Regions from separate parts of the Mus musculus genome. Here regions 1 and 2 are each linked to region 3. A link is a loop called in an ENCODE intact Hi-C map of the cell type or tissue named here. Cell type or tissue: left cerebral cortex. All regions are shown on one strand.

Evidence for each region. A loop is a pair of places that touch in the nucleus more often than their neighbours do. Peaks named below come from ENCODE experiments on the same cell type or tissue, not always from the same donor. Only the 100,000 strongest peaks of a DNase experiment are listed, where the experiment ranks them.
Region 1: a loop joins it to region 3, with 17 times the contacts of the local background. A loop is called at or near these places in 4 of 42 quality-filtered maps.
Region 2: it touches region 3 in a loop (5-fold over the local background); 3 of 42 quality-filtered maps call a loop at or near these places.

What each region holds. Positions count from the first base shown.
Region 1 is chr7:6,582,451-6,590,450 of GRCm38, forward strand. No RefSeq gene overlaps it. Among named protein-coding and RNA genes, the nearest start is that of Olfr1350, 16 kb to the left of the region's middle. In left cerebral cortex, a CTCF peak has its summit at 4,109 (motif pointing right); a DNase peak (open chromatin) is centred at 4,098.
Region 2 is chr7:6,656,317-6,664,316 of GRCm38, forward strand. It overlaps Zim2 (zinc finger, imprinted 2), which reads right to left and starts at 6,052. Exons shown (of 5, transcript NR_131759.1): 1 at 5,997-6,052; 2 at 2,543-2,631; 3 at 1,831-1,930. In left cerebral cortex, a CTCF peak has its summit at 3,506; a DNase peak (open chromatin) is centred at 3,501.
Region 3 is chr7:7,274,827-7,282,826 of GRCm38, forward strand. Clcn4 (chloride channel, voltage-sensitive 4) reads right to left here. Exons shown (of 12, transcript NM_001357102.1): 12 at 7,483-8,000. It also overlaps a transcript of Vmn2r29 not described here. Among named protein-coding and RNA genes, the nearest start is that of Gm45631, 16 kb to the right of the region's middle. In left cerebral cortex, a CTCF peak has its summit at 3,658 (motif pointing left); a DNase peak (open chromatin) is centred at 3,488; H3K4me3 peaks cover 941 bases; H3K27ac peaks cover 643 bases.

The DNA of each region.
Region 1 (8,000 bases), 690 kb before region 3:
ACTGACCAACCCATTTGGATTGGTCAGTGGTCTAAGACAAAAGAAAAACTACAAGCATTAGAACAGATAGTCCAGGAGCAGCTGTAGGCTCAGCATATAGAGGAGTCCACCAGCTCTAGGAATTCTCCAGTATTTGTCATTAGAAAAAAAATCTGGCAAATAAAGTATGCTGACAGATCTCAGATCAATTAATAAGATTATTCAGCCAATGGGTTCCTTGCAGCCTGGAATCTCAATTCCTTCCCTGTTGCCTAAGGAATGGCCTATCATAGTGATTGATCTAAAAGACTGCTTTTTCACAATTCCTCTACATGAACACGATAAGGAAAGGTTTGCTTTCTCAGTACCTACCTTCAATAGAGGTCCCCAGTAAAAAGATATCATTGGAAAGTCCTGCCACAAACAATGTTAAATCGTCCTACCTTGTGTCAATATTTTGTACAACACCCAGTGGAGATGATTTGCAAACAATTTCCCTAACCCATTATTTATCATTTTATGGATGACATACTATTGGCAGATCCAAATATAAATATCCTGGAAAGAATGTTTGATAAAGTAGAAAATTTTCTGCCTTGCTGGGGATTGCAAATCACTCCTGAAACAATACAAAGAGGGGAATCTGTTAATTATCTAGGGGATAGAATAGGTCTGCAAAAGGTTAGGCCACAAAAAGTGGACATCAGAAGAAACCAATTAAGGATCCTTAATGATTTTCAGAAGATACTGGAAGATATTAACTGGCTGTGACGTGTGATTGGCTTGGCCACTCAAAAGCTAAGCAATTTATTTCAAACCTTACAACATGACAAAGATTTAAATATCCCCAGGAAATTATCAGCCAAGGCTGAGAAGGAGTTAGATTTGGTAGAAAGGAAATTGCAGGATACACATCTAGATTGTATTGATCCAAAGATGGCCTATATCTTAGTCATCTTACCTTCTACTCATTCCCCTTCAGGAATTCTCATGCAGAGGAAAGATTGTGTCTTAGAATGGGTATTTTTTAGCACATAAACAGAGTAAGAAACTAAAAACCTACATTGAGAAGGTCTCTGAATTGATACTAAAAGGAAAAATGAGACTTTGATAATTAGTAGTCAGGATGGATCCAGCTGAAATTGTGGTGCCTTTTACTAATGCAGAGATGGCCTCTTACGGGCCTGTGATGAACACTGACAAAGAGCATGCAGTGATTTCTTGGGAGAGACTAACAACAGATACTCTAAAAGCAAGGGACTCCAGTTCATAAAAAGAACTAATTGGATTCTCTCTCATATAATAAAGGGAACTCCAATATCTGAAGCCCCTACATTTTATACTAAAGCCAATACATCAGGTAGGGCATGATATAAATCGGAAGATGTACGTATGGTGGCTGATAATCCTTATAAATCAGTTCAATAATCTGCATTATATGAAATACTCATGGTGTAGTCAGATTTTTCAAGAGTCTCTTAATATAGTAACTGACTCTCAATATGCAGGAAGGGTTGTTTTATACATAGAGACTGCTGAACTTATTCAAGATGATTCTGAATTGACTTCACTATTTATTCAGCTATAACAAATGATAAGAAATAGGAGTTATCCTCAGGTAACAGCAGATGCTGTCAAGGATGTGGAGAAAGAGGAACACTCCTCCACTGCTGGTAGGATTGCAAGCTGGTACAACCACTCTGGAAATCAGTTTGGCGGTTCCTCAGAAAATTGGATATAGCACTATCAGAAGATCCAGCAATACCACTCCTTGGCATAAACCCAGAAGATGATCCAACTTGTAATAAGGAACCACTCAGGAAACCAATCTGACAGTTCCTGAGAAAATTGTTCCATCTGAAGACCCATCTGTACTACTACTGGGCATATACTCAAAAGACGCTCCAACATATAACAAGCACACATGCTCCAGTACGTTTATAGCAGCCTTATTATTATAGCCAGAAGCTGGAAAGAACCCAGATGCCCCTCAACAGAGGAATGGATACATTTACACAATGGAGTACTACTCAGCTATTAAAAACAATGACTTCGTGAAATTTGCAGGCAAATGGATGAAACTATAAATTATCCTGATTGAGGAAACCCAGACACAAGAGCGCACACATGGTATGTACTCACTAATAAGTGGATTTTAGTTAAAAATATCAGACCACCCACAATACAACATATAAACCATATGGAGCGTAAGAAGGAAGACTAAAGTGTAGTTGCTAAAATCCTACATAGAACCTGGAAGAAAACAATCACAGGAGGTAGAAGGAGGGAGGGATGTGGGAGGCAGGGAGGAGGGGGAGTGAAAAAATCAGGGGCAGGTATTGGAAGGGACAGGAGAGAAGTAGAGAGGGTTAGGAAATTGAATAGAAACATGTAGCAGTGGGGGATGTGAACTGGGGGTAGCCACTAGAAAAGTCCCAGACTCCAGGAAGTGAGAGGCTCCCAGGACCCAACAGTGATGACTTTAGCCAAAATACCCAACAAAGGGGAGATACAACCTACATAGACCACCTGCAGTAGATAGGCACAGCCCCAGTTGAGGGATGGGGGCACCCTCCATCTCAAAAGTTTTAACCCAGAAATGTTCCTATTCAATGATGGGCCCTATTTGGCCTTGAGGACAAACCTGAGCCTGGCTTGATTTTCGAGACCTGTCATTCGCTTCTACTCCAGAATGACCTATAGACCTGAATGAGACTGCTTCTGACTAGCTACCACGGATGTATAAATTCCTGATAAGCCCTGTGAGATCACCCCACACACCTCGTCATCTCACCCCATATTTCTATCCCCACCTCTTTGCCCTGTTTATATAAACAAATTGCTGCCACATGTGGTTCTTCTCCGGTGTCCAACTCTCACCATCCTGCTCAGCCCTGGAGAGACCTGACAGGTCTGGGCTTCTCTCCTCGAAGCTACCTGCCGGCAAAGAGCTGACAATACAATGGAAAGACAGGGACAAAAAAAAAAGTGGAGCACAGACTGAAGGAGAGACCACCCCACCTAGGGATCTATCTATCCCATCTTCAGACACCAACCCCCTAAACTATTGCTGATGCCACAAAGAGCTTGCTTTCAGCAGCTTGGTATGGCTGTTCTCTGTGAGGTTCTTCCAGCACCTGACCAATACAGATGCAGATACTCAGACAACCATTGGACTGAGCCTGGAGACCACAATGGAAGTACTAGGGGAAGGAATGAAGAAGCTGAAGGGAACTGCAACCCCATAGGAAGAAAAATATTAACTAACTGGGCCACCCAGAACTAAACCACCAACCAAAGAGTACACATGGAGAAATCCATAGCTCCAGATACATATATAACAGAGGAGGGTCTTATTTGACATCAGTGGGAGGGGTGGTCCTTGGTCCTGTGGAGGTTCGGTGCCCCAGCACAGGGGACAGCTAAAGCAGTGAGGCAGGTGAATGGCTAGAGGAGCACCCTCATAGAGGCAAGGGGAGGGAGGAGAGGAGGGATAGGATGGGGGTTTGTGGAGGGGTAACTGGGAAGGGGGATATCATCTGAAAGGTAAATGAATAAAATGATTTTTAAAAAGGGGGTGTAGCTGCACACCCTAAGTAAATTGAGCTGAGTAGAGGCCCAAGCTGTAACCCAAGAAAGTTGGGGGCTGCTTGGGCACAGGACTGAGACTAATTGGTTTGGGGGCCATTATTGCCAGAAATGCAGCCTCTGCAGCTGAGGATGAGCAGCTGAAACAGGGGAGGAGCTGACTTCGCAACGCATTTCTCACAGGCACAGGGGGCATCTCTGCCCATGCTTGAATTCCTGTGCTCTCGCCCCCTCATGCTCACTTATCTGTGTCCCCACATCTAAGTGGACAGCCAAACCCCATTCTCCCAGCCACCTGCACGGTGTCAACTGAATCCTGAAATCAAGTGCACATGCAGTGGGCTGCAGTCAGCATCCATGCCTTGAGTCAGCCACACACGGGCATGGGATAGGGTTTGGGCCAATTTTCCAATTGAGGAAAAGCCATAACAGGTCACACATAGGAAATGGAAAACAGCAGAGGCTCAGAAGCTGAGTTTTTTCTGCAATCAACCTCTAAGAGAATCAGATACCACTACAGTATCCTAAATCGAACACAAGAGGGAGACAAAGACACAGGAAACTTGGGATCAGGTAATAGGGGGTTGAAGTAGATAATTTCAGAGAGCAATGGAGATGAGCATAAAGATGACAAACATAATAAAGACTTTTTGGGTGCTTATGTAGTGCTCATTTAAAACGGCTCAGAATGGATGGAAAAGTCTAGAGAAAATCGTAAAGAGAATCTGTTATGAATATCACCTGTCAATAAAAAAGCTGATGGCCAATGAGCTGAGGCAGGAAATGTGAGGTGGGACACTGTCAGAAAGAGAGAGGATTCTAGGAAATAGGGAGAGAATAAAAGAGGATGCAGGGAGCCACGTGGGAGGAGATTCCAGGAAACGGATAGGGAGACGGACATAGCAGGTAGCTGAACTCAGGGAGCCACCGAGGAAAACGCAAGGATGCAGGCCAGGACTGAAGGAGAGATAACTAATCAAGTGACAGACACAGAATAGTTTGAGTAGGTTAAATAACTTACGAGCTAGTCAGGAAATGAGCCAAAGCCTATGGCCTAGGTATTTTTAATTATAAACAGTCTCAGAGTTGTCATGCCAGGAGCAGGGGCTGAGAAAGGAAAAACAGATTTAATAAATACATTTTTACAGGAAATCAACACCTTGCTAAATATAATTATTACATTGTTAAGTTTCACTCTTATCCTACTAATGTTTCAGTTTGCTACATCTTATCAAAAACCAAAGTCTTAGAAAAAGGATTAAAAATTTTTATAAGAGAGAGTGAAGGCAATGTTAGAACATTAAAGGAAAATTAGAGACATTTGTAAACAAAACTGAGGAGGATACTAAAATAGTAAAGATAGGGAAACAAACATTACAGGGAATTTTAGAGACATGTATAAGCAAAATTTAGGGGGAGATTAAGATAATAAAGATACAAGAAAATAAAAATAATAAAAACTGGAGACAAGTCTTGGAAGAAAATTTACAAAAAAAATATGAGTAAACTTGAAGTAGTTATAAGACAGAGTGAGAAAGTAAGGCCAGAACAAAACCCTAAAATGATTTCCCAGCCTTGAGAAGGAACTTGGAAGGAAATGAAGGAAATCCATATGGTTACCACACATTTGAATGGCAACCTATAGAGGCTCAGGATTTTAAAAGGTTTAAGACCCAACAAGCAGCTGAAAGAGTCAGATGCAGATATTTACACCCAACCAATGGACAGAAGCAGCTGACCCCTGTTGTTGAATTACAGAAGGCTGAAAGAAGCTGAGGAGAAGGGTGATCCTATAGAAGGACCAGCAGTCTCAATTAATCTGGACCCCCGAGATCTCTCATACACTGGACCACGAAACAGGCAGCTTACAGCAGCTGATAAGAGTTCACCACACACATACAGTAGAGGACTTCCGAGTCTGGGTTCATTCAGAGATGATGCACCTAACCCTCAAGAGACTGGAAGCCCCAGGGAGTTTAGAGGTCAGGAGGGGTGGGGATGGGGACATCCACATGGAGAAGGGGTGGAGAGGAGGTGTGGGATGTGGAACAGTAGGGTGGACGGGGGTGGGGGTGGGAATAAAATATGGAGTATAAAAAAATAAATTTTAAAAAAGGAAAAAAAACAAGCTTGAATGGGATCATTGGGCACAGGAGAGAGAGGGGGGGAGGGAGGGGGAGGGAGGGAGGGAGGACGGACAGACAGACAAGCAAGCAAGCAATAATGAGCTATGGCCTCAAATACATAGGACAAGGCTGAACAACAGAGAGGAACTGAATCATTTACAAAGATAACCCAGGGTTCAAACGAACCTTTTACAAAGACTGACCACAGCTCCAACTATTAGAGAATTTTTAATTGAATCTTTAGCTTTTGAAAATGCTAACAGTAAATGCAAAAAATTAATTAGACCATTAAGAACAAGATTTGTACCTCTTTATGATGGATTAAAACAACTGCAGACACAGAAATAAATGTTCACAATGTCCATTGCTGTGTCTGTGAAAGATCAAGTTATTCCCTAAAGAACTGTAACCAAATAGTTCCTAAAGATAAATTCTTCTATAACAGGAATAATTCTAGAAGAAAGTTTCCTGTGAAATATAGAAGATGTGGAAGAAACAGTCGTATTGCTCGTGAGTTTGGGTCATCCAAAGATGTAGTACACAATTCCTTAATGTCAGAAAACAAACTTTTCTGCTGGGCTTTGCTTAAGACCCAAAACAACAGGAGCATTCGTTTCCTGTACACCAAGAAGAGGTATTTCTGAAAAGCAATTTTAAAATTCAAGGCCTGAAATGTGAGGAGCGGGTGCAGCCACCGCCCCAAGATGGCACCCGGGACAGCTGCCAGGTCTTCTGACCTGTGCCTGACTTCCTCATTACCTCAGACTTAGCCACAGCCCAGCCGCCTGCACTACGCAGCTCGCCTGAGGTGTCATCACTTGCTGTGAACCTATGGAGTGCCATTATGTGACTGGGGTGATTGGGAGGAGTCAGTAGGGTATTTAAGGTGCGCCCCGGGGTTGCTCGAGGGATTCCCGTTTCTGCATTGCAATGCTAAGTGTTCCTGAATAAACCTGCTTGAAGAAGGACAACGTGGTGTTGTGTCTTTCCTGCTGGTCGGGGTGGATGCGACACTGAAAGAGTTGGGGTGTGTGTGTGTGTGTGTGTGTGTGTGTGTTAAGTTGCCTTGTCCAGTGGGAACCTTACTGTGGCCACCACGACCACCAGGTTAGGGAGATGAGTGCCCCTTTAAAATCTCATGGAATAAAACTCACCAAACACCAAGTCTCTGTTTTGGGAGACTTCAGATATCACGATGTATGAGTGCTGGTAATATTTATAGTTCTGACCCATGGACAGAAATAGCTTTCCTCACCCAAAGCCAAACACCCTAGGAAAAAAAACCAATTTTCTGCATGTTTTAGCTGCAATAGGCAACATATAGCCTAAAGATCAATGTGAGTCTGTTCCCACTGGCCGCTGGACTTTGCTGCTGGGAAGGAGAAACAAGGGTGTTCCTGTCTGTATCTACCTGCACTGCTGCCAGGTGCTGGGCTTGGTAAGCACTCAAACACTGCTCAGGGAGTGATAGAACACTAAGATGGGGAAGCAGAAGTTGGGGTTCCCAGATCCCCCAGACATTAGTCACTGCTAGTGTGGCACACAGAGGACCCTGGAATGAAGGATCAGGGGTCCACAGGCCACGATAAGGCTGGGACCATTGGTGGCCCGCAGGCTGAGGATGGCGACAAGCCTGAGACCAAGGAAACTGGAGCTCTGGCTTAGCTCATTTGCTAAGGTAGGGGCAGGTGTCTGGAACCGCAGAGAGGCCTTCTGTGGGAGAGTTAAGCTGCGGCTCTGTAGGTAAAGGCCTTCTCCATGTTCCCCATGACAGTTCTCAATAAAAGAGACGGTCCTTGGTTCCAAACTGTTTACTGGTTGTTCACTGTGGAAAATGGATGTGTACCAACTTTTCAGAGTGGACCAGAGGATTAAATACCTTTTGCATGGAGGAATTTTTGGGAAGGGGAGCTTATTGGCTAAGCCCTCAGGGTCTCTAGGTACCTCGTTAGCATGGAGAACTCTGTTCTGGGCCTACATGACCATAGGACACATTTCCTTATGTGGGAAGTGTGGCACATGTTCCAGGCTGGGAATCTGGCAGGGAGCAGGAAGCCTCCTGCCATCTTAAGTGTGTACCCGGGTTTCCAGGGATTCAGACCCGCTCTACCTAACCAAGCTTCCTGGCAAGGTCCATTGTCCCACAGATCAACGTCCTAAAAATCACCCTACTACAGATCTCACAGCATGTACCCAACTATTGTGAGAAAGAACCAATTTACCTACCCGTTGTCCAAATCAAAGAGCTGCCCCAATCACTGCCCCCAATATAAAGAACTATGTACTATTTCACCCCCAAAAGAAGTT
Region 2 (8,000 bases), 620 kb before region 3:
TTTCTCTAGACTACTGTGCGGGCTAGTTTTGTGTCAACTTGACCCAAGCTAAAGTCACCTAAGAGAAAGGAATCTCAAGGAAGACAATGTCTCCATAAGATTGGGCTGTAGGAAACCTTGCAGGGCATGTTCTAACTAGTGAGTGATGGGGGAGGGCCCAGTCCATGGCAGGTAGTGCCCTTCCTGGGCTAATGGCCTTCCTGGGCTAGTGCCCTTCCTGAGCTAGTGGCCTTCCTGGGCTAGTGGCCCTGGGTTCTACAGGAAAGCAGGCTGAGCAAGTCCTGAAACGAAAACCAGTAAACATCACTCCTCCATGGCCTCTGCATCAGCTCCTGCCCCCAGGTTTCTGTCCTGCTTAAGTTCTTGTCCTGAGTTCCTTCAATGGTGGAGTATGATGTGGAAGAGCCAAATAAACTTGTTGCTCCCAAGTTGCATTCATCCTAGGGTTTTATCACAGCAATAGTAACCCTCACTAAGATAATCTATTTCTATCTCACATACATGTATTTTGCATGGAAGCTTTATATCAACACTATCAAAAGAAATCAATACCACTTACAAAAAAAAAAATAGAAGCCATATAACAACAGATACAACAGAAGTAAGGTTATTTATTATGTCAAATCCTATCTTTAAAGAGGTAATCAAACTTTCTCATAGCTCAGATTCCCATCTATAATAAGGTAGCAATTACAACAGCAATAAGAAGCACAGCTCTCATGGGACTAGTATAAATATTAGAGGAGTCTAATGTATAAAGGTTTTAGACCTGTGCCTGATATATATATATATATATATGTATCTCCAGTGTTCAATACATGTTAGTCATCTCATAAACAATTAATCTGAAGTTAAGACACTGGTTTTGTTTTGTTTTAGGAAAGGAGTAATTCCCCTTTTGAATCTGGGAGGGGGCATGGTTGGGAGGTCTGGCAGGAATTAGAGGCACAGATGGGGGCAGAGATGATCAAAATATGCTGTACTCATGTATGAAATTTTCTGAGAAAAAATAAATTTAAAAATAAATGGCTTCTTAAAGAGCTGGACAATGGTGACATCAGTACACACGCTAACCTGGGGTGGGGGGAAATCTCATGGGGCCCAAACCTTAGACAAAGAACCACAGGCAACTAAGGAATGCCAAGACACAGAGAAATAGTCTTCCCCAGGGAAGAGCATACTGACTGGTTATACCAATTGGTCAGCCCTGAAACCTTATACATATAACAGTGTATAGACTGGATAGGTTATATTCATATATATAAGGAATATGTATGTATATTAAGAATATATACAGTGAATTCTCTTAAAGTACACGTTGTTCTGCAGTAAGCTACACATGTAACAGCGACTAGAGAACTAGAGACCATGAATTTGATAGACAGCAGTGGGGGTACATGGGAAGGGTTGGAGAAGCAGAGTAAATATGATATTATGTTATAATTAAAAAAAAAACAGATATAATGGAAAAATTAAATGAGGTTGCTGGAAAAAATACCTCAGCAGTTAAGCATGCTTGTGGCTCTTGCAGAGGATCTGGGGTAAATTCCCAACACCTGCGTGACAGCTCACAACTATCTGTGATTCCAGTTTCAGGGAATCCAATGCCCTCCTCTGGCTTCCAGGAGCGCTAAATGAACACCGTGCACAGACTTGCAGGCAAAACACTCATACACATAAAATAAAAGTAAAACGTACAAAACAAATGAATAACATGAACTACTGCCTCTGGCCCAAGCTGAGGCTCACTGAGATGGTGAACCATCCTAACAAAGACACTGAAAACTGACCTATGTCAGTAACTGGGCTGTAAGGAGAATACACACTTACCTAGGGAGACCAGGTTCTGGTGAATTCTCTTAAAGTACACGTTGTTCTGCAGTAAGCTAACTCCTCCTCCTCCAATCCAGCGCTTAAAGGTCACCAGCTCCTAAAACACCAGAGAATACCCCTAAGCGATTTAAAAAAACAAAACCCCCAAAACCGGGAAAGAGCTTAAGTTGAAACAATGTCTCTCACTTCAGGCAGCCACTGAATTGCCAGACTCACACCCTAGGGGTGGGTGTGGCCTACCCCCCACCCCTACCCCACCCCCTCAATCCCCACAGCTGACCAGGTCTTTATGTCTTCAGTCTCTCATAAAAGAGGGTAAAAAAGAGGGGTGGGAAGGCTGGAGAGATGACTCAGAAGTCAAGAGCACTGACTGCTTTTCCGGAGGTCCTGAGTTCAATTCCCAGCAACCACATGGTGGCTCATAACCATCTGCAATGGAATATGATGCACTCTTTTGGTGTGCCTGAAGACAGCGCACTCCCAAACAAAAAATAAAAATAGAAAAATTCCAGACTTTTCAAATCTTGTTCTGATTAAAATGGGATGTTGAACAAATCAGGGCAGGGAGACAAGAAGGGAAGCATTCAGTATGAGCGCAACTCGTAAAAGTGAAGACAGCCTTAGACAAGTGGGGGTGGGGCGCATTAACAGGGAAGATCTAGGAATCAGAAAAGATCCAAGAGCCATGACAAAAGACAGCTTAACTCACTTGCTGTCCAGAAGATGGCAGAACATCTTTGCATCCTGATTCTGCTGGCCACAGGTTTCCCTGTATCCTGAAAGCGCAGGGTCCTGAGCCTAGAGAAGAAATATAACCACCACACTGAGTCCTCTCTGGCCACAGCCTGTCGCCCGCGTATCACCCTGTCCTACTTTGAAGCCAGCAGTATCCCTGGGCTTCCCTTGGCAAAGCAAACGATCATGGAGACCACTTCTGTTCTCAGCAAAGTCGAGCTCCAGTCATTTCCCATTCTAAACCTCTCCGTGGGCTTCCCACAGGTTTCTAAGTAAAGCAGGAGTTCTCTGCATCAGTGCTTTCTTACCTGTCAATCAAGTTCACCAGGGAGGGGCCTGGAGAGATGGCTCAGCCCTTTAAGTGAGCTTAATGCTCTCACAGGAGGACCCGGGTTCTGCTCCCAGCACCCACATGGCAGCTTGAAATCATCTATAATTCCACTTCTAGGGGATCCAATATATTTTCTGACCTCTGCATACATGTGATACACTATATTTATTCAGATGTGTACACACACACACACACACACACACACACTAAAATTCAGGTAGCTTCAACTTCTAAATAGCAAATCAGAAGTTTACAGGAACCACATGAAGACCAAGCTACATACTTGTGAGGATTAAATGTTACTGACATACACTGCCGTAGGTCTTTGTTTTTGTTTGCTTTTTGTTTTTGAAAGGCAGCCTTTAAGGACCCCTTCCTACATTTTCAATCACTAATTTGTAAGATGACAGGATCACCTTACCCCAAAAGCCTGAACTTACAATCATCTTTTATGGAGGTCTTTTCCAGGTGATCTTTTCAGTAATTTCCTGTTTCTTTCTCAGACTCTATGCAATTTTTCCCCATTCCCTTCTAACTTCAGCTCAGCTCTGTGTATAGCTAAGCTAAACTTTTAACTTCTAGGACAATACCCTGAGTGTCCACATGAGGCACTGTAACACCATGTATAGAATAAAACCCGTGGCAGGTGGTCTAGCTTTTAAAAAGAGAGACTTGTGACTAAGGGAAAGGGGGTGAATTTGGGAAGAGTTGGGGACACGGGATAGTATGAGCAAAACTCATTGTATGAAATTCTCTGAGAACAAATAAAAAAATTGAAAAGAGGACAAGAGAGAATAATGCAAACCAGAAGTGTAGCCTCTGCAGGTCTAGAGCCTGATGGCCAGGTAAAAAATGTTGAAATGCTGTTTGGTGGCACCTGTAAACCCAGGACTCACAATGTGAAGCAGGAGGATTGCAGTGATTTCAAGGCCAGCTTCAGCCACATAACAAAATTCTTTAAAAAAAAAAAAATGGAATCTAGGAAAGCTGCAGTCCCTAAAGGGATAGGACCTCTACAGGAAGACCAATTAGTCAACTAACCTGGACTCTTGCGGAGCTTTGATTGGTGAATCATCAACCACCAACCAAAGAACACAGATGGGCTGGACCTAGGCCTCCCTGCACATATGGAGCAGATGTGCAGCTTGGTCTTCATATGGGTCCTGAACAACGAGAGCGGGGCTATCCCAAAAGCTGTTGCCTGTATGTCGGATATGTTCTTCTAGCTGGGCTGCCTTGTCTGGCTTCAGTGGGAGAGGAAGGGCCTAGCCTTGCAGAGACTTGAAGTGCTAGCAGTGGGGATACCTGGTGGGGGGAGGGGTGGCAGGGGGAACCTCACAGGCTCAGAGGTGAAGGGCAGGGGTTGGGGCAGTTAGGATGTGAATTGTGTAAGTAAGATTAATTAATTAAAAAAAATTCTGGAATCATAAGCACAGGCTATTTATTCAATCTTGTGTCAAAAAAACAAAGGCAGTAGTGCCTCTTGCAAAGCTGCTACTTAACAGAGTCAAATGAATTAATAACACAAACCACCTACAGGAATACATGGTTTGTATTAGTGCCCTCTTTCCCATCACTCTTTAATAGCTCTTTCAGAACTTTCTATAATATCCTGGGATCATATTGATCCTTCTTCTCTAAATTCTCCCAGACCCAACCCCTTTCTTTACCCACCTGTGTTTTGTTTTGTAAATCAATCAAGTCCAATGTGTACTGCCCATATTCTCTCAGGTGTGTGGCCATTTATTTAGCGGAGCATGGTCAACTTATCACCATCATGGAGAGAGAAGGTGGGCTCAATGAGCAGCTTAATTTTTTTGTTTTTTTTTTCTGTGTCAAAGGTGAGGCGTGCCTGAATCTAGCCACATGCTCTTTTCTGTCCATGCCCCAGCCCTCCTGCTAGAAATAGCTATGATCCCAGATTTTCCCTCCTCTGGGTATATATGTAATCTAATATATATTGTTCTCTTGGTATATACATAGTGTGTACTTAATATATTTTGTTTGTGGTTGGAATTATTTTTATTCAAAGGACTAGGGGCTTTGTTTCCTTAGTGTTGAAAGCCCCCTAGTTCTAACCTAGTAACCTGAATTCCTGAGACTGATACTGGAAAAGGATGAACTTGCAGTCCCCATATTTTAGATCCTCTTGCACTGGACATTTAGCCATTCATTAAAAGTTCACTTTTGGGGCTGAAGGGTTAGTGCTTAAGAGCACTGTCTGCTCATTCAGAGGTCCTGAGTTCAATCCCCAGGAACCACATGGTGGCTCATAGCTTTCTATAGTGTGATCTGATGCTCTCTTCTGGCATGTATGTGTACATGCAGAGCGGGCACTCATATACACAAAATCAATAAATCTAAAGAAAAAAGTTCATTCTTGCCCTAAAATAAAAAAGATAAGAAAAAAATCAGTATATTTATACTGAACATATCAAGTCTAGATTCTTTGGTAGTGTTGATTTTAAAAGAACACTGCCTTTTAAAAAGTTATGCACGTATGTGGGTATGCAGGTGCCCCACAAAGCCAGAGGCATCATTCTCCCAGGAACTGGAAGTACAGAAGGTTGTATGTTGCCTGGTATGGATGCTGGGAATTGAACTCAGGTCCTATGTAAGAGCAATACACATTTTTAACTGCTTAAAGGAGGAGGTATACATGAGGAGGGACAGTGAGAGGCAGGGTAGGGCTGAGATAGAGGAAGAGCTGGGTTGACGCTGTTCTGGGGAGTAATCCAAGATACAGCCCAAGATCTTGGGTTTCGGGAGGATGTGGACCAGAGGCAGCCTGGGGGGAGGGAAATGGAAAGCCCTGGGTGCACAAGACAATGATGGGACAAAAAGGCCATTTAGCCACGACTCTTCAAAGTCAGCCTCCAACCATAGGTTCTTTCTCACAAGCCTATCCAACTCTTCATGCACTATGCACTCATTTTTCCACAGCAAGCTCACCAAAGCCCCCACGGCATAATACATTACAGGACCTCATGCCACCTATTTTTGTCGCCTCCCTCAACCCCATGTGTCCCCTACTGCCCCAGCAGGTCCATAGTTCCCATTATGGAATCTCAATTTTCTCAGACACTCCAACACTCACCTGGCTCTCTGAAGGTTCTCGGCAGACTGAATTTCCAGAAATTTCCTGCTCCAAATTCCTGGGAGAGCGCATGCCCAGTCAGAGGTTCACGCATGCGCACTAGGGCAACTCCCACTCAGTGGGGGTGGGGAATAACAATTCACGGGAGTGGGTGGGGGCTGGTGGGGCCTCCCACGCAGTGAGAAGGGTCACGTGGTGGTGGTGGTGGTGGTGGTGGTGGTGGTGGTTGGGGGGAGGGGTTCGATGGGGGAACCTGGCAAGGATAGAGTTGGCGTCCCAGAGGCAGTATTGATGCAAGCAACTCTCTGTGACCTTCGAGTTCATGCCTCAACTTACTGAAGAGTTGCTACATAATTTCAAAATTTTGAAAATTAAAAGTTAACGGTGAAATTATTTTCCTATCATGGGTGACCAGATTTTCACACACACACACACACACACACACACACACACACACACACACACGCAATTACCCAGGTGACCATTTGAATGGCTTTGAAATGAACTTCCAGGATACCCCTCCCCTTACAGGAAATGGAGAGAAATTTTTCAGCCGAATTTGCTTTTAATTGATTTTTAAAATCTTCAACTTTGCAGGTCAGGCAACGGAACAATATCATTGTCTCTGGCTAGCTTTTACTGTCTGGTGTACCCTTTATATCATACGATCTACCAGGCTGCTTTTCAAGGGGAAAAAAAAAAAAAAAACGCTGTTGTTCGAATTGTCCACTGTTCACTTAGGCCTGTGTGAATGGGTGACTTTTAGATGCCAGAGAGAGGGCCAAAGATGGACCCTTGGACGATGCTAACCGGGCATTTTCTGAAACACGCTTCCTGTGAACCACTATGATGGTGGATCATGGCCTGGATCAAACAGTTCACTGGACTGGGAAATTGCTCTCTGGGAAAGGAGCTTGCAACCTGGCTTGATGATCCTGGACCCACATGGTGGAAGAAGAGAATTGACTCCCTCAAATTGTTCTGACTCCATATGTGTGCTGTTGCATAAGCATACTATAAATTAAGTAGTCTGTTTTTTAAAAGAATGAATGGCCATCTGCTTCTAATCACCCTCCTCTATGTTCGTTTTTTTTTTCTTCCTTTCCCTTTCCCCTCCTACTCCCTGCCGGTTTCTCCTCTTCCCTTATTATTGCTTTTAAGGCTTTTTGAACAAAATCTTTGTTTATTTTATATTCACTGGTGGTTTTGGCTGCGTGTATCTCTGTGTATGTGAGGGTGTCAGATCGCATGGACCTGGAGGTACAGACAGTTATGAGCTGCCATGTGGGTGCTGGGAATTAAACGTAGGTTTTCTGGAAGAGTAGCCCGTGCTCTTAACTGCTGAGCCATCTCTCCGCCTTATTAGTATTATTTTTAATAGGTTGCTATGGAGCCCAGACTGACTTCAAACTCATTCTGGCTTCTCTTTGCCACAATTTGTACAGTTTGGCTTGTCTTTCCTATGAGCTATGCTAGAGGGTGTGGATTCGAGATGTGTTCTTTCTGCTCTTTCTGCTTGTTTGCCTCATGAGTAAATTTTCTTTTTCAAAACTCATTGTTTTAAAGACAACATACAGTGTAATGGGGAAAACAGGCCTGTCTCAGTAACATATAGATATCAATATGTATATGTGTTCTCACAGATATACACACTCATATATTTATGTGCATGTATATTTATGAGCATGTATGTGATACATGTATATGCACATTGGACAAATTAATATAATTTATAATGTGCTACCTGGTATATATTTGTAGTCATGATTTAAGGTATAAATATTAAAAGTTTTGTTTGAGATATCCTTTATGTTTATAGAGAAATTATTACTATCAACAATTAAATAACAATAGAAATATGCTGCATATATGTTTACATTATTCTCATTAATTGCTTCTCTTTGTTATTACTGTTTTTTTACATTTCTTTCTTTATTCTATGCTAGTTTATATTTTGAGTGTGTACGCATGGTGGGTGTGGGGTGCTATGGTGCACTTGTAGCG
Region 3 (8,000 bases):
AGAACTATTCAAAGAATTAACCAAACGAGGAGTTGGTTCTTTGAGAAAATCAAGAAGATAGATAAACCCTTAGCTAGACTCACTAAAGGGCACAGGGACAAAATCCTAATTAACAAAATCAGAAATGAAAAGGGGGACATAACAACAGATCCTGAAGAAATCCAAAACACCATCAGATCCTTCTACAAAAGGTTATACTCAACAAAACTGGAAAACCTGGACGAAATGGACAAATTTCTGGACAGATACCAGGTACCAAAGTTGAATCAGGATCAAGTTGACCATCTAAACAGTCCCATACAACCTAAAGAAATAGAAGCAGTTATTAACAGTCTCCCAGCCAAAAAAAGCCCAGGACCAGACGGGTTTAGTGCAGAGTTCTATCAGACCTTCAAAGAAGATCTAATTCCAGTTCTGTACAAACTATTTCACAAGATAGAAGTAGAAGGTACTCTACCCAACTCATTTTATGAAGCCACTATTACTCTGATACCTAAACCACAGAGAGACCCAACAAAGATAGAGAACTTCAGACCAATTTCTCTTATGAATATCGATGCAAAAATCCTCAATCCAAGAACACATTAAAGCAATCATCCATCCTGACCAAGTAGGTTTTATTCCAGGGATGCAGGGATGGTTTAATATACGAAAATCCATCAATGTAATCCACTATATAAACAAACTCAAAGACAAAAACCACATGATCATCTCGTTAGATGCAGAAAAAGCATTTGACAAGATCCAACACCCATTCATGATAAAAGTGTTGGAAAGATCAGGAATTCAAGGCCCATAACTAAACATGATAAAAGCAATCTACAGCAAACCAGTAGCCAACATCAAAGTAAATGGTGAGAAGCTGGAAGCAATCCCACTAAAATCAGGGACTAGACAAGGCTGCCCACTTTCTCCCTACCTTTTCAACATAGTACTTGAAGTATTAGCCAGAGCAATTCGACAACAAAAGGAGATCAAGGGGATACAAATTGGAAAAGAGGAAGTCAAAATATCACTTTTTGCAGATGATATGATAGTATATATAAGTGACCCTAAAAATTCTACCAGAGAACTCCTAAACCTGATAAACAGCTTCGGTGAAGTAGCTGGATATAAAATAAACTCAAACAAGTCAATGGCCTTTCTCTATACAAAGAATAAACAGGCTGAGAAAGAAATTAGGGAAACAACACCCTTCTCAATAGTCACAAATGATATAAAATACTTTGGCGTGACTCTAACTAAGGAAGTGAAAGATCTGTATGATAAAAACTTCAAATCTCTGAAGAAAGAAATTAAAGAAGATCTCAGAAGATGGAAAGATCTCCCATTCTCATGGATTGGCAGGATCAACATTGTAAAAATGGCTATTTTGCCAAAAGCAATCTACAGATTCAATGCAATCCCCATCAAAATTCCAACTCAATTCTTCAACGAATTAGAAGGAGCAATTTGCAAATTCATCTGGAATAACAAAAAACCTAGGATAGCAAAAACTCTTCTCAAGGATAAAAGAACTTCTGGTGGAATCACCATGCCTGACCTAAAGCTTTACTACAGAGCAATTGTGATAAAAACTGCATGGTACTGGTATAGAGACAGACAAGTAGACCAATGGAATAGAATTGAAGACCCAGAAATGAACCCACACACCTATGGTCACTTGATCTTCGACAAGGGAGTTAAAACCATCCAGTGGAAGAAAGACAGCATTTTCAACAATTGGTGCTGGCACAACTGGTTGTTATCGTGTAGAAGAATGCGAATCGATCCATACTTATCTCCTTGTACTAAGGTCAAATCTAAGTGGATCAAGGAACTCCACATAAAACCAGAGACACTGAAACTTATAGAGGAGAAAGTGGGAAAAAGCCTTGAAGATATGGGCACAGGGGAAAAATTCCTGAACAGAACAGCAATGGCTTGTACTGTAAGATTGAGAATTGACAAATGGGACCTCATGAAACTGCAAAGTTTCTGCAAGGCAAAAGACACAGTCAATAAGACAAAGAGACCACAAACAGATTGGGAAAGGATCTTTACCTATCCTAAATCAGATAGGGGACTAATATCCAACATATATAAAGAACTCAAGAAGGTGGACTTCAGAAAATCGAACAACCCCATTAAAAAATGGGGCTCAGAACTGAACAAAGAATTCTCACCTGAGGAATACCGAATGGCAGAGAAGCACCTGAAAAAATGTTCAACATCCTTAATCATCAGGGAAATGCAAATCAAAACAACCCTGAGATTCCACCTCACACCAGTCAGAATGGCTAAGATCAAAAATTCAGGTGACAGCAGATGCTGGCGAGGATGTGCAGAAAGAGGAACACTCCTCCATTGTTGGTGGGAGTGCAGGCTTGTACAACCACTCTGGAAATCAGTCTGGCGGTTCCTCAGGAAATTGGACATAGTACTACCGGAGGATCCAGCAATACCTCTCCTGGGCATATATCCAGAAGATGTTCCAACTGGTAAGAAGGACACATGCTCCACTATGTTCATAGCAGCCTTATTTATAATAGCCAGAAACTGGAAAGAACCCAGATGCCCCTCAACAGAGGAATGGATACAGAAAATGTGGTACATTTACACAATGGAGTACTACTCAGCTATTAAAAAGAATGAATTTATGAAATTCCTAGGCAAATGGATGGACCTGGAGGGCATCATCCTGAGTGAGGTAACCCAATCACAAAAGAACTCACACAATATGTACTCACTGATAAGTGGATATTAGCCCAAAACCTAGGATTCCCAAGATATAAGGTAGAAGAAGGAAGGAGAAGGGAGGGAGGCAGGGGGAGAACCAGGATAGGGGGACAGACTGACGCAGAGACCCGAGCTGCGCGGGCCATGGCAGAGGCCAGGCAGGCCGGGATGGAAGCAAACAGGGAAGCTTGGAGAGAGACAGACAGACAGACCCAGGGGCGACGAGGCACACAGGGAAGCCGGGACGGGGCCTCGCGGTCGGAAGCGGACTCGGGCTTGGTCCCCGGGGAGAAGGAACGAGGGAGAAGGAGGGAGAAGGAAGGAGAAGGAAGGAGAAGGAAGGAGAAGGGAGAACCGGGGGCTGCGGGACTCGTGGAAGCCGGGATGGGTCCCTCGATGGCGGACGCCGACGCCAGGCAGCCCCGGGTGGAAGGGAGGAGGAGGAGGAGGAGAGAGAGACTTAGAGTCAGACAGAGGGACAGAGAGAGAGACTTAGACACAGAGACAGAGAGACAGAGAGAGGCTCTGTCCCTGCACTCCTACAGGTACAACCTGGAGCAGCGGACGCGGACCTGAACCCCCGTCTGCCCGGGGACGCCGCCGCCACGGCCACACCGCTCGTCTGGAACCACGGCTGGCCTTCGGGTCCCAGATCCGTCCCCACGAGGCAGAGAACCGGGGGTGCACTTGCGCGTTTTTCGCCACCGGGTGGCCCCGGAGATCGGCGCTGGGCCCTAGACGCACTACAGCTCCCATGAGCGCCTGGGCCCGACTTCCTGTCCAAAATGGAGGCACTTCCTGTATCTCACAAAGTACAACCTCCCGGGGATTGACCGATGGAAAACGCGACCGCCTCGCGGGGTCGGATCCACCAGCCTGGCCGGCTTCCCCTCACCCTGGCCGGGATGAAGCAGGCACATCCGACCCCTTGGAGGAAGTTTTTTCCGGCGTGCTCTCTGTCGCCACCTGGTGGTGACAGAGAAGAATGCGGTCATCGTGACCGTTCGATTTTCCTTTTTTCAAATGACACTTGTTTTTGGTTTTTGATACTTTTTAAAAGAATCTACGTGCACATTCATTTTTCTTTTATTATCATTGATGGCTCACCACTCTTTGCATATGTGTGAACCCAGAATATGTCAACCTATATATACATTAAAGTGGTTTCAATTTTAAGATTGTAATCAATTTATAAAGGGTGGTTAAAGCTACTGTCACAACTTGACCACACTGTAGAAAGTCCAAATATAAGGTATTTTCTTAGTATAAGAAATGAAGTAAGACATTATAGTATATTCCCATTAATACTAGCACAAAGTAAGCAAATGCAAGAGGAGCATCATATGTTTGGGTTAGCCCGACTTACATAAGGAGCACCAGGCAAGTCTGAGATACAAAGTAAGACTGCATCAACAAACCAAAAACACTCTACTCTTAATTTTATGTTACTGGATATGTAAAATAAAACATAAACTTCTGACCAAATATACATACCATCCCCTCTTCCAAATTTCTATCATTTTCAACTTATACAGAGTGTCAGAGCGTCAGTATCTTAGGGTCTGTGTCTGTATGTCCTCTCTCTCTCTCTCTCTCTCTCTCTCTCTCCCTCTCTCTCTCTCTCTGTGTGTGTGTGTGTAAATGTATATGTGTGGTATATGTACTTGTTTGTGCACTTATATGTCAAGGTCAGAGGTCAACTTATGAGTCTGCGTGCATTGTTAACTACCTTTTTTATTTTTACACACCCTTTCATTGAGCCTAGAACTCATTGATTCAGCTAGACTGGACTAGAGCCAATGAGCTTCAAGCAACACTCTTATTTTCTGATCCATGTACCTCCTAGTGCAGGTGTTGCAGATATGCAATACCACACACAGCTTTTATGACAGTGTTGGAGATACCAACTCACAATTGCACAGCAAGCACTTTACCTACTGCATCAGGGACACAGTTCCCAGAGTTGTTCTTATAGGGTTATCCGAACTCTACAAACCAAGGGAGCATTGTTTACAGAGACTAGGATGTAAATAGGGCTCCTTTGATACTGTACCCTATGAACATTCACAGCAACTTAACCTTTCACTCTTTTATTAGACATTTAATAACAGTCTAGCATTTCGTGTTCTCTTAGCAAAGTGAATTTTTCTACAGACAGGATGTGAAATTTTCTTTGAAAAAAATCCATCACCAGGTAAGCAGAAAAATATTTGTTCACTCCATCTCCATCACACTGAAAAAGGAGGCAGGAGAGAGTGCTCGGAAAGGAAGCCACAGCAGCCTCTCCTCAGAATTATGGAGCCTGTGTAAAGTGACAATGCACACAAAGGAAGAAAGCATGTTGCCATTTAACTGCAGCATAATGAAGTCAGGTCATGCTGTACTACCCAGTAGTTAATATGAAGAAAGCTGCATGTGTTCAAGGGTAGCCATGTTGGCTCCATATAGTGAACATATTAGGCTATTTCTGACCACACTGGGCTTTAAGCAGTCTAGGAAATATGGTAACTTTCTGGAGTTAGTTTCCTCATCTGTCACATTAAGAGGGTGAGTAAATATTGTTCCCTCCCCTTTGTGTCACAGGAACATCTACAAGAGGGAGGAAAGCAGACAGAACGCCCTATGAAAGCATGTTAAATAACAACTGGAGAGTGGATGCTTGAATATGGATAAAGCCAGGAACAACTGTGACTATAACTCAAGCTGCTTGGGACTCCTTGATTTTGGCTGTGTGTGTGTGTGTGTGTGTGTGTGTGCATGCGAGCAATCCTCCTGTTTCAGGTTCCTGTGGGTTAGGATTACCAAACATATACCAGCACACTTAGCAAAATCTATGTTTACAATGACTTACAATTCAGTAAAATTGAACTGAAGCTGTTTCATGGAACAAAAATGGTGCTCAGCCCAATCTGCCAAGCTGAGTTTCTGTCTCGGCATCAATCAGCCTGTACTGCTATAACAAAATGCCACAGATGTGGTGGTTGAATTAAAGTGTAAGAGCAAGGAATCAGCAAGGCAAGTTTCTGTAAGGTTTATCTCCTAGGATGAAAGACAGATGGGCACTACTATGATCCTGCTGTGTCTTTAGATGGCCTCCTCTCTGTATAGATACTTTTTGGGTTCTTCCAATTTTTTAAGGACATTAGTCCTGCTGAGATAAGGATCTACCCAAATAACTCCATTTAACTTTATGGCTCATGCCATAAAGGTGCATGTCCTACCCTCAACCGCCATAACTTTAGGGTTGGGGCTTCACCATAGGAATTTAATGGGAACCAATTCAGTCTTTACCAGGATTCCAACTGTCTGTGTTGGGCAGCAATGATAAAGCAATTTTCTCTGAATGCTTCACTTTCCACATCACGTGAAATTCTAAAGCTTGTACAATGTGTAGACCTGAATTAAGTGAACTTAGTGTTTTCTCCATATATTGGTCCAATGTTCAAACAACCTGAAGGAAACAAATATTGTCAGTGTTCTTGAAATGAAATGCTAGCTTCTGTCAGGAAGCCATCCGAAGACTTTGGTCCTGGAAAGAGGGAGGAACATTACTGGGTAAAGATGTGTATTTCACCCTCATCTCCCAGTTCGTATCAGACCACCAAGTGAATGGGATACAGAGAATGTCCTCAGAGTTCAAAACTAGGGGCTTTCATCAAAGTGTCAAAGAGCAGGGCAGTGCGTTTCCCTTGGGAGCTTATTCAATGGCAAATAAGTCCTTGAGAGAGGAGCTCCCTGGGAAAAAGGCAGTCTCCACAGCACACTCCCCATTCTTGCTCTTAACCTGCCAGTCTAAGCACAGCTTTGATCCTCAACCCCACATTAGAGGATCATCTTGCAAATGAAAAGAAGCCTGACACATTTCAGTCCAGTCACACTTTGAATAATTTCATTGAGTTCTGAGCACCTCCAAGGTACACTGTAGGAGAAAGACACAGTGCTTTCACTTCCCCCTTGGTAACTTTGGCCCAGAGTAAACTTATCCCCTTTTCTTCCTCCATGGACTCTGCTAGATTAAAAGGGAAGTATGTGGTTTTGCTGTCCTTTGGCTATGCTTCTCCTGCCATGCATTGTTTTTTAAGCTATTTCACACACACACACACACACACACACACACACACACACACACGGGATTTGAGGTCTTGTGGATTATAGAAGGCCAGGCTGTGACTAATACTCTCCTTCCATTACAGAGCAACTCTGAGGGGAGCCACCTGGACCAAAGAAGGGGACCACATGAAGTAATCTTTCACACTTAGAATTTACAGTTCAGGAGAACCCAGCTTCACTTACAAATGTTCCATCCAAAACCTACTAACAACCCTAAAATTAGGATCTACTACTTAATAGTTCCATGCTGCGAATGAGACAATGAACCAAGGCTTAAAATCTCCTCTATTACCTGGATATTTTCACACTGATGTGTCTATTTAGTGCTATTTCAGAGGGAGTAAATTAGTTACAGAAACAAATACTTGAAACTATAATTTTCCACAGTTGTCAGCATGGTCTGACTTAAAATGTTTGCTTTCCGGAATATATAATTCTTGTAACAATGAGAAGATTCACAGACCCCTCCTGTAGTTAGGGTTGTATTTAAAATTAAGATTCTGACTAGGCGTGAGAAGTGGACTCAGCTTACAAATGAGGTTTCTCTCAAATGTGACACAATGGATAAGACACCAAGCAGTTATAAGAATGCTTGGAGGGGTGTTTGGAAGGGTTATCAAGCATGAGAGAGTAAAAAAGACACCAAAGACAATGGCAGGGACATGATGTTGGAATTTAATATGACAGATACCAATCCCACTTCCCTATCCACAGAATCGAAATTCCATCCAGAAAGTAATGTGTTATAATGTATAGCTAAAACAATTTTCCTTCCTGTATTTACAGACATCTAGGCGAATGGGGCATATAACAGATTTCCAGCCAATGGTTGTATGCTGCGCATCTCTGGGAAAGATATACACATTCATCTTCGTACTCGCCTCTCCCCCTCCTTCCCTCACAGAAAGTAGACATCGCACCTGGCATCTGGGCAACAATTTTACAACTATGAGGCAGTAAGCCAGAGGACAGAGAATAAGAAGAGGGAAAATGAAATACCAGAAGAATTTGGAACCCTGGCAATAGTGTAGAGACAGTCCTGGACTGGCCATGTCCCAGGTTTCTTAGGTGCACTGTCAGGATCTATTACATACAGTCAAGTGCACATACGTGATTCAACGATACCCAATGACAGTAAGATTGAAAAGGAGGAGGATGACTCAGTGAAAAGT